Regions from separate parts of the Homo sapiens genome. Here region 2 is linked to region 1. Evidence: chromatin loops called from intact Hi-C (ENCODE). Cell type or tissue: PC-3. All regions are shown on one strand. Links, peaks and the distances in the headings refer to the core of each region. The heading gives the core; the rest is flanking DNA. Region 1 has its middle 480 kb from the start of LRFN5. Region 2 has its middle 420 kb from the start of LRFN5.

The links. A loop is a pair of places that touch in the nucleus more often than their neighbours do. Peaks named below come from ENCODE experiments on the same cell type or tissue, not always from the same donor. Only the 100,000 strongest peaks of a DNase experiment are listed, where the experiment ranks them.
Region 2: a loop joins it to region 1, with 2.6 times the contacts of the local background. A loop is called at or near these places in 4 of 110 quality-filtered maps.

The regions. Positions count from the first base shown.
Region 1 is chr14:42,087,017-42,092,408 of GRCh38, forward strand. No RefSeq gene overlaps it. Among named protein-coding and RNA genes, the nearest start is that of LRFN5, 480 kb to the left of the region's middle. In PC-3, for the core only: no CTCF peak of the experiment used is centred there; a DNase peak (open chromatin) is centred at 3,315.
Region 2 is chr14:42,019,878-42,025,269 of GRCh38, forward strand. No RefSeq gene overlaps it. Among named protein-coding and RNA genes, the nearest start is that of LRFN5, 420 kb to the left of the region's middle. In PC-3, for the core only: no CTCF peak of the experiment used is centred there; no DNase peak of the experiment used is centred there.

The sequences.
Region 1 (5,392 bases), core at 316-5,315:
ACATCGATATTTTTACATTTTGATTATTTTCATTCAAGAACATGTTATAACTAATTTATTCAAATATTATGTTGTGTTTCTTAAAATCATTTTTCATAGTTGGGATATTTGTTATATTAATTTGTCTGCATTTTAACTTTTGGTTGCTATTTCAAAGAGAATATATTTGCTTGCCATTTTTTAAGTTTTTGTTTCCTAGAGTAATAAAAAATTGATCTTTGTAATATTTTGGAGCCAGATACTTTCGTATATTATCATATTAATTTTCAGGTTTTCATATTCAAGATATTTGCTTTTATGTTTTCTGATATTCAATGTATATTAGTTTCTGTTTGTATTTTATATAGAAATTTTCTAAGTATGAGTTTCGACTTTTATCAAATGACTTTTTATCATCTACTGAGTATCACAGAAATATTTTCCCTTTAAAATGAAAAAAAAAAGCCAACAGCTGGGCAACACTGCCTTAGAAGATTTGACAAATATAGTTACCTATCAAACATCTAAATTATGGAAAATTATTCCAACTAAATGAAAAGCAATACAGGAGGCTGTGGAAGACACATACAGCTGTGTGATTAAGGTGGAGGTTTGGGGAAGAAACAACAATAACAAAACAAGTGCAGAGTCAATATTTCAACTTCGCAGGCAATAATGTCAAATATATAAAGTGCAAATCAGTTATTTCAGTTGTGACTAAATTTAAGGTCTTTATATCCAATTACTTCTGGTTATAAAATGAATAGAAGGAGCAAGAAAAGAGAAAGATGATTTGAACCCAAATTTTAAGACAACAAGATTTAAAACACAAAGTTATACACAATATAGAAGATTGTGATATTTGGGAATTCTCTGTGTGTGTGTGTACGTGTTTTATAGAGAGTGTGTGTGTGTGTGCATGAGAGAGAGAGAGATTATATCTATACCTCTGTCTGAAAAACTCATTGAAAATGAAGAAAAAAGCTAAGAGAGTGAAATTGACCTCCAAGTGATGTTCAGAGTCAAGGCTGTTTTTCTCATATTAGAAAGCAGTTTACTTCATGCTGTTTTTGAGAAGGTGTCTTTTGAAACACTCAGTGATACAGTACTGAGTGGCAACAGCAGGAGGTAGAATGGGTTTTCTATCTTCAGTTTGGCAGACAGGGCTATTGAAACTACATGAAACTATAGGGTCAAGGATCATATCATCTTAAAGGCCATGTGGTGTTTTTTGTTGTTGTTATTGTTATTTTTTCAAGGCTGGAAGAATGTAAGTTTTTCAGTTTGGTATTTGGATCCAAAAGTTTGGAAGGAGATACTTTTGTATGGAAAAATAAATAAATAAAACAAGGTATTTAGCCTTGATATAAACTGTGTTAAGATGACACAATGGTAAGTTTTACTTGTAAATAAAAAGTGAAAAAGTAGAATTATTATATAATAAAGTACTGGTGGAATGCATTAATGCAATATAAAAAGTTAGAGTTAGGTAAAATTTTAAATTTCCAGGTAAGTATAAAATTTGTATATGTTTGATTTAAGAATAAAAGAGTGTTGTATATTTAGTTATTTCAAATAAAATTTAGTTCAGTTAGAAAGTATCTTCCAATATAATTTTTTATTAAATTTTATTAAGACATTCACCATCTTAGAAATGGTACTAATATGGCATTGCCATATTGCAATCTCTCACCTTTTAAAATTCACTCATTCATTCACATTGATGGAGCTCCTAGTTGTGCCAGTCACCATTCATATTCTTGGGCTCCATCAAGGAACCAAATAAAAATATTTGCCCTTATGAAGCTTATATTGTAATTGAGGAGACATATAGTAAACATAACAGAAAAGTAACATTATGCATTTTATAAAATGTTGCAAAATGATAGGTGTTATTAAAAATATAAGAAAAATGGGCTGAGGGAGTAATGCAATGTTAGGGTGAATGAAATGGTGATATTAGAGCAAGACTTGATAAGGTGAGGAAATTAACAGCTGATTGTCAGGTTGGAGAGTGGTGAAAGCAGAACTAGAGTAATTGCAAAGGCCCTAAGGGGGAGTATACTTGACAGTTACCAGGAATTTTAAGAAAACCATCTCAGCTAGAAGAGAGTGAACCATTGAGAGAATGGTAGGAAATGCAATCAGAAGTAAAGGAAAGGAAGGATTAGAACCTTGTAGTGGCTTTTATTCTGACCGTATTATGGATTCAGTGAGAGTTGTATGCAGAGGTTGCAGAGGAATGTCCTAATCTAATCTGATTTACATTTTTTTAAGGATTACTATAGCTATCATTTTCTGGATAAAACATGTCAGGGAGCCTGGGCTATGAAAAGTTTTTGGATTAATGGATGTATTTTGAATGTGAAATTTCCAAGTTTTTTTTTTTGTTTGTTTGTTTTTTGTTTTTTTTCTGATAGACAGGATGGAAGGTGTGTTAAAGAGAGTAAGGGTAACTGCAAAGTTTTGGACTGAGTAAGTAAAGGAATAAATTTGCCAACAACTGAGAAACATTGTAGGTGGCTCAGGTCTGGAGGAGAAAAATAACAAATTTGGTTTTATACAAGTTGAGCTGGCATTTATTACAGTTTTAAGTGGAGATGTTTGTATTAATATACAATGTGTTACATGTGTATGCAATATATATTTAAAATATTAGACTTATATAATATGTAGTATATAATAATATACTGTATATAATATAAATTCTTATCAAAATTCTGAAGCAGAGGTATATAATTTGAACTGGAATGCAAAACAAAGTGCAAATAAATAATTAGTAGCTAGTATCAAGAATGGTGGGATAGGAGTTCAATATAAATTTTTTAAAGTATTCTGTTAACAATTTGCTATATAGCCTTGATTGTAGCATTCAATGTCCCCAATCCCCAATTACCAATAACCCTTAGCCTCAATTATCACTTGTAAGGCTGCTATGATACTGTTTTCTCTGTTTTAATTCCAAAAATGAGCTCATTCAAAATACCAAGACTGTTATTGGCAAATAATTCTACACAAAGATAATAAAAAATATAATAAAATGAATTAAACATTTAATTTATTGCAATTAAAAACACTCAGCTATTAGTGGAATTTTTATTTGTTTAAGTTTTGTTTTAGGAAAAGTATCACAATAAAATTTTCTTAACAATTAATGAATACTTTTCTGGTGGATGATATAGATGTGATGCATACAAATGCAAACCTGCAAGAGTCAAGGAAGTTTCCTATATGATTTCTGTCTTCATGCTTATCCATAGTAGAATCAGCTTATGTTCTGCGATGCATTAGGAATGTCATGGATCATACCAATCCGTATTGCAATTACCCAGTAGTCCGTAAATTTATTGAGGATAGTGACTCAGTTATCTTCATCTGAATAATTTGTGAACAGTCATTGACTCATGGTATTTATGGATAAGTTAATAAATGTTTGCTGAATAAAATAATAGAGTCATGGTTCCTTTTTCCTCTGAGTTTACATTTGAAATATGAGAGCATTTAAAAATAAAAATAAAGATCCAATAAAAAATATAAATATTTTGCTTTTAGTAATGGGTGTCCATAAATGAGTCTTTCTATTAATCCTGTAGAAAGCATGAAACACTGCTTTCATTACTTCTATTTAAGGTACAGAAATTTTAAGTGATGTAATGATATATAAAACAGAAATAAGAGGTATAAATGTTTAAAACATTTAGACAGGTTTATCACATTCTGAAGTAAATGTGCATACCTAGAAATAAAGAATATAAAATGTGAAACTGTCAAAATTCAAGTGTTTACTAAAGAAGCTATTTATAAGTCAAATTATGAACATCGAAAGCTTTGCCTTTTACCAGTAATAATTCATTTGGAGTTGTTTTTATAAGTCTTTGTCTTGGGAAACAAATGATTTCACTTAACTAATTGTAATATATGTAGTATAATGTACAAATACAGGGTCAGAGAAAATGTGAAAGTGAAGTCAAGAAATCAAAGAAAGCAAAGTTGCTTACATACAAATCATTAGATGCTACATAGTTACTGTAGTTGAGTTGCAGGGTGACGGTATGTTTTCCTGGTGGACAAAGTGAAATTGAAAATACGACTAGTTGAAGATTTCTCCTGTGCATGTGAAAAAGCAAACCCTGCAAAAAAACATAACTCTCACCAAATTAGCATACAATAACTTCCAAAAAAAGACCAAAAATTTTCTTAGCACCGAGAAAGCAAGGCAAATCACTCCAGTAGCACATAAAGGGAAAGTTTACATGGGTTCATTTCTCTTAGCCACTCTTAGTTAAAAAAAATTAAACGACAGAAATTAAATCAATAAAAACAAACATTTAGAAGGCCACATATTGACCCAGTAATTATGAGACTTTCTTAGAGTTGCATTCAATACAATAATAAAATTTATTAAAGTAAAAAAAAATCTTTTAAATTTTTAAAATAAATTTTATTTAAAAGTGATCACTTCATCATTGGGGAACATTTGAAATAATATAAATTAGGTATTTTTAGGATAAATATTAAACTACACAAAGACCTCATTTACAAAACCATTAAAATTTTCTAGTAATTTTTTCATTCAACAAATATTTATTGCTCTCTGATAGGGTTTGGCTGTGTCCCCACCCAAATCTCATCTTGAATTGCAATTCCCATAATCTCCATGTGTCATGGGAGGGACCAAAGGGGAGGTGATTTAATAATGTGGGCAATTAGTCCCATGCTGCTGCTCTCATGACAGTGAGTGAGTTCTCATGAGATCTCATGGTTCTATAAGGGGCTTTTTCACCCTTTTGCTTAGCACTTCTCCTTCTTGCCATTCATGTGAAGAAGGATGTGTTTGCTTCCCCTTCTGCCATGATTGTAAGTTTCCTGAGGCCTCCCCAGCCATGTGGAACTGTGAATCCATTAAATCTCTTTCCTTTATGAATTACCTAGTCTCAGGCAGTTCTTTATAGCAGCATGGGAATGGACCTACACATCCTTATTGTGTATTATATTTTCCTGGGCATTGACAATCAACTGAAGGAGAGGGAGACAATCTGGCATTGCAGAGTTTACCATTTTTCTTGGTGTTGGGAAGTGGGGGCATGGAAAAGTGAAAAGGCAGTTAGTATAACATATTAATTGCTATGATGATAGAAATAAAGTGTGCTTTCAGAGGAATTAGGCACTGCCATTTAATGGAATAGAATTAATAACCCAATGTATTAGTTTCCTATTGTAGCCATAACAAATTATTACAAACTTAGTGGCTTAAAAAAACACAAATTGATTCTTTCACAGCTCTGAGTTCAAAAGTCTAAAGTGGTTTGGCAAGGCTGCATTCTCTCTGAAGGCTCTAGGGAAAAATCTGTTTCCTTGCCTTTGCTAGCTTCTAGGGACTGCTTATATTCCTTGACTCATGGCCCTTTCCTCC
Region 2 (5,392 bases), core at 129-5,128, 67 kb before region 1:
GCAGAAACTAATTGAAATGTAGTTTAGCAGCAGCAAGGGTCAAAACAAAGGCGTGGCCATCACATCCATTTAATAATCTCTGAATGGATTAGTTTCTCACCTAGCAAATCGTTTCAGTTGAACAGGTAGACATAGAGAAAAATACTGGGGGTGTGCTTTTCCCAGGATATCTGTTGTTTATACCTGCAAAGAAGTCGGGAGAGAGGAGTATAGTGCCAAAAAAAATTTGAGTGAGATTATTGGCACATGAAACTGACTGAAAACAAATAGGAAATAGGTGACTGTAGCTTTAAGAGCATTGTGTGTTAAAAGAACCATCAACCTTTGAAACTGATTATTAGAAACTTAAAATAGTTCTTGGGCCCTGAACTTTCTAGAGGTAAGGAAAGCTTAGAAAGCTACTCCTGTCTGAATGAGGACACCTTTTCTGATATCCTCTTCAGAAATATCCAGTGAGGACAATTTAAAAAGAGAGATCAGAGCCTGGGACCCCTGAGAATTACAGGTTGGAGATCTACTCTTAGGAAGAAACCCTCATAATATCTGCTTAGTGGGAGTGCAAAATTTCTATGATTCAGTGGCTTCTAGGTAGCCCTGCATTCTTCCCCTTCCAAAATAAGAATTTTTATTCCAATCTTTCCATTTCACTTTCTTCAGACAAATGGGAGTGGCGGAGTGGGGAGGGGAATGATAATATAAATTGTGTTTTTTTTCCCCTTAAGTCTCTAAAACAAGAGGTGCCACATCTAGACTTCTATAGACATAATCATTAAATTTTGTTCTTTTAAATCTTAATATTAATTTTATTGTATAGGACTTTTGGCTTTTCTTCTTGGAGAGGGAATTTTGCAATCAAAAAAGAAAGTAAACCCAACATTTGTGACCATAAGGGAAGAACATTGATCAGTTGGGGTGTTCAAAAATAGCTAGTTGTTGTTAGGCATTTTTTACTATTAAAATTCTCTAACAAGTTGAATTCAAGCAGCGTCATGTGATTTTGCATGGACCAGTGCAATATGAGCAGAATTGATGGTGTCACACAGAGAGGCAGAAGCTTTAAGAGCCAATGTGTGGTGTGTCACAGTATTTTCTTTGTACTCTGCTTATGGAAGCAAATTCACTTGTTTAGACCCCTGAGTAACTATTATGTATACAATCTCCTTTCCGACTAACAATGTAGATGTAGAACAAATGAGAGATAGCTTCATGGTTGTAATCAACTGAAATTTTTAGGATGTTTTCACTGCAGCATAACTTAGCCTATCCTAATTACTATTAACTCAAATTTTACCCACAACATAGAATACACAATGATCACTTAAAAATCTGTCATGTTATCTGTCCTTCTTCATAAACCCCTTCAATGGCTCAGGGTAAAAGACAAAACCATAATATAAATTGTCTTTATGACAACATTCTGTCCGAATTTCTTTTGACTCTCCATTTCATTCTTTCCTGTGTAAACAATATTTCTGCCCTTACTTTTCTTTGCACGTGGTTAGAATAGTTGCTCTTCCCCTTTGCTGCGATTTCGACCTAGAACGCTCTTACTCCAATTATACACACAAATTTTTCTCTCACTTCCTTCATGTGTACTCAAGTATCTCTTTAACTGTAAAACTTTCCTGACCATTTTTATAAAATAGCAGTAACACCTGCTCTTATGTATTCATCTTAATTTACTTCCCTTTTCTCCATAACAGAACATAGTCTTGATCCACATTTTACCTCCTTTTCTTCCCACACCAAGTTGCATCTTGTAGAGTGAAGGCCTTTTGTACATATATATGCCTGCTTCATCTTGAATACTTAAGCTTTACATGCAGTCCCTGTAAACCCCTGATCCCTTAGCCATCCTTAGGGACCAGGGGTACACATACGTCTTTCGGAGAAAAGATTCAGGCAGGGAAGAGGCTAGAACAGGTACTAGAAACAAAGTTGGATCATTTATGCAAAGAATTCATCGACCTTAGGTATGCATCGTCTAGAAATGGGTGGTATGTTCTTTGTGTAGATCCAACCCCTGATCCTGCTACTTTTTTTTTTTTTTCCTATGTGGGCAAAAGGTAGGAAATTGGCCAGAGAAAGTCTGAAGTAGGACTTTCTATACCACAGGACTCAGGAAAATGGCCTTTCTTCTAAGTCTAAGGGCATTGTGGTGCCAGTAAAGTTGTTTTCCAGAGACTCTTCCACAAAATGTTATCAGTAAGATCTGTGTGTTTTATAATCATAAACTCTTGTTGAGTTAGAGCTCAATAGGGGTACTTAAGGCTTTAGGTGGTAGTGGAAAGCAAAAATTGAGTCTTTTAGGAGGTAGCAGATGGTTAAACACAAATAATTCTTCTTTAGGAAAAGTAGGACATTTAATTTATTAAAGAGGTTTTTAATGAATAATTTGGAGCTTCATAAATGTGCAGCAAAGGCAATTGGTGCTGATTCAGAGACAACATTCTGCAAAATAACATTTCATGCAAAATAACTTTGGAACCTTGGGGAGGAAATGGAGGCCATTAATAAATAGAGTATGGTTTTTCTAGCCAATGATGGTAGCAGAGGGTCAGAAAATCATGTTAATTGTACAGGAACTATTCAGTGCACAATATTGTATACCAAGATGTTCTATCTCCTGATGAGGCACATCTTCCTGTGAACCTCTGAAGTAGACATACATTAACTTTGTTTATTAAAACAAGATATCCTGATGCTGAGTAACTTGCTGGTGCTAAAAAAATTATTACATTTCCTGTGTGCCTGAAATCCTCCAGAGTAGCATGGCTATTAAAGGACAAGTGCTCTTTTAACAAATGGAATATGACCTAGGATAACATGCCAATTATTATTTAATTGCTATAGAAACATTTTTACATGTTTTGGATCATTCCCTTCATACTCATGGAATACTCATGGGATCATACTCATGGAATCATGGAATACTCATGGAATCATACTCATGGAATACTCATGGAATCATACTCATGGAATCATTCAACTCAAAAAAAAAATAGCAAACCTTTGTTAACCATGCAAGGAATTCTTTTATAATAAAATTAGCAGTAGAATTATTGGGCCTTCCAGTCTAGTGATTTTCAAAAGTTGGGCTTCATGGTGCCATTACAATCTTGAAAGTTACTGAGGATGCCAGAGAGCTTTTGTTGATGTGAGTTACATCTAGTGATATTTGCAATATTAGAAATTAAAATGGGCCGGGGGTGGTGGCTCACGCCTGTAATCCCAGCACTTTGGGAGGCTGAGGCGGGTGGATCACCTGAGATCAGGAGTTCAAGACCAGCCTGGCCAACATGCTGAAACCCCGTCCCTACTAAAAATACAAAAATTAGCCGGGCATGGTGGCACGCACCTGTAATCCCAGCTACTCCGGAGGCTGAGGCAGGAGAATCACTTGAACCCGAGAGGCGGAAGTTGCAGTGAGCCAAGATCACACCATTGCACTCCAGCCTGGGTGACAGAGCGAGACTCTGTCTCAAAAAAATAAATAAATAAAATAAATAAATAAATAAATAAAAGATATTAAAGTGGATATTTAAAAAATTTAAGTGACATCAATGAATGTTAACATAGTTTTAAAAATATACCTATATTATAAAAAGAAATAGAAACTGATATTATTTTGCATTTAAAAAAGTCTTTCTAATGTTTGGCTTGAGAAAACATATGGGAATATCAGATCTATTGGTGCATTCATCCTGTTGCATACTATATATCATGTAACCTCTGAAAAAATATCACTGTGCAAACATGCAAGTAAAAAAGCAAATAATCTCTTAGTACTAGTATAAACATTGTTTTAACCTTTGGCACCTTTAAATTTTCTCAGAGAACCTCAAGGGTTTCCAGACCACATTTAGAAAACCACTGTCCTAATTTTATGCATTTAATGACTGTAGAACGGCACTACTGTGTAAGATCTCTAAGACTCGTGTTATCTATTTAAATATAAGTTGATTATAATTAAATAAAACTGTAAAATTTAGTTTCTTATTCTCACTAACCTCTTTTTAGGTGTACAGCAGCTACATGTAATTACTGGCTACTGTGTTGGGTAGCATACAGATTAAACATTTTCCTCACCATAGAAAGTTAAGTTGAACAGCATACTGCTCTATTCTTTATGATGTTTCTTTTCTTCTTCTTTTTTCTTTTTCTTTTTTTTTTTTTTTTTGAGATGGAGTCTCGCCTGTTGCCCAGGCTGGAGTGCAATGGCACAATCTCAGCTCACTTCAACCTCTGACTCCCGGGTTCAAACGATTCTCCTGCCTCAGCCTCCTGAGTAGCTGGGATTACAGGCACGCTAATTTTTTGTATCTTCAATAGAGATGGGGTTTCACCATGTTGGCCAGGCTGGTCTCAAACTCCTGACCTCATGATCCACCCACGTTGGCCTCCCAAAGTGCTGGGATTATAGGCCTGAGCCACGGTACCTGGCCTATTTTTCTACTTTTTAGGAGAGAGTCCTTCCCTTTGGTCAGTGTCCGTTCATTTTGGCTGCTGTTAGAGAATACCATAAACTAGATGGCTTATAAACAACAGAAGTTTATTTATCACATTTGTGGAGGTTAGGGGGTCCAAGACCAAGGTGCCAGAAGATAAACTATCTGATGGAGTCCTGTTTCCCAGTTCATAGACAGCAGTTTTCTTGATGAAACCTCACTTGGTGGAATGCAAGGAAATTCCCTTGAGTCATTTTTTAATAGGAGCACTAAATCCATTTGTGAGGCTTCCACTCTCATGACTTAATCAACTCCCAAAGGCCTCATCTTTAAATATTATTATATTGGGGATTGGGTTTCAACATATAAATCTGGGGGACAAAAATCTTCAGTTTATAGCATTTTAAGAATAATCCTCTTTGACTCAGTGGTCTGCCTTCCAGGATGACTGGGGCAAAAGTTTCAACTTCTGAACTTGCTGAAGCAGCAACCCTGCTCCCTCAGCTTTGCTGGCTAGGGCTTGGACTCTGACATAGTTCTGATGTGTGTCCTGGCCCAAATTGCGTGTTGAACTGTCATCTCCATTGTTGGAGGTGGGGCCAGGTAAGAGGTGATTGGATCATGAGTGTAGATTTCTCATGAAAGGTTTACCACCATTCCACATACTGTCCTCACGATAGTGCGTGAGTTCTCACAAGATCTGATCATTTAAAAGTGTGTAGCACCTCATTTCTTATTCCTGCTCTGGCCACGTGATTTGCCTGCTCCTGCTTCACCTTCCACCATGATTGTAATTTTCCTGAGGCCTCCACAGAAGCCCAGTAGATGCCAGCAGCATGCTTCCTGTATAGCCTGCAGAACCATGAGCCAATTAAACCTCTTTTCTTTATAAATTGCCCAGTCTCAGTTATTTCTTTATAACAATGTGAGAATAGACTAATACA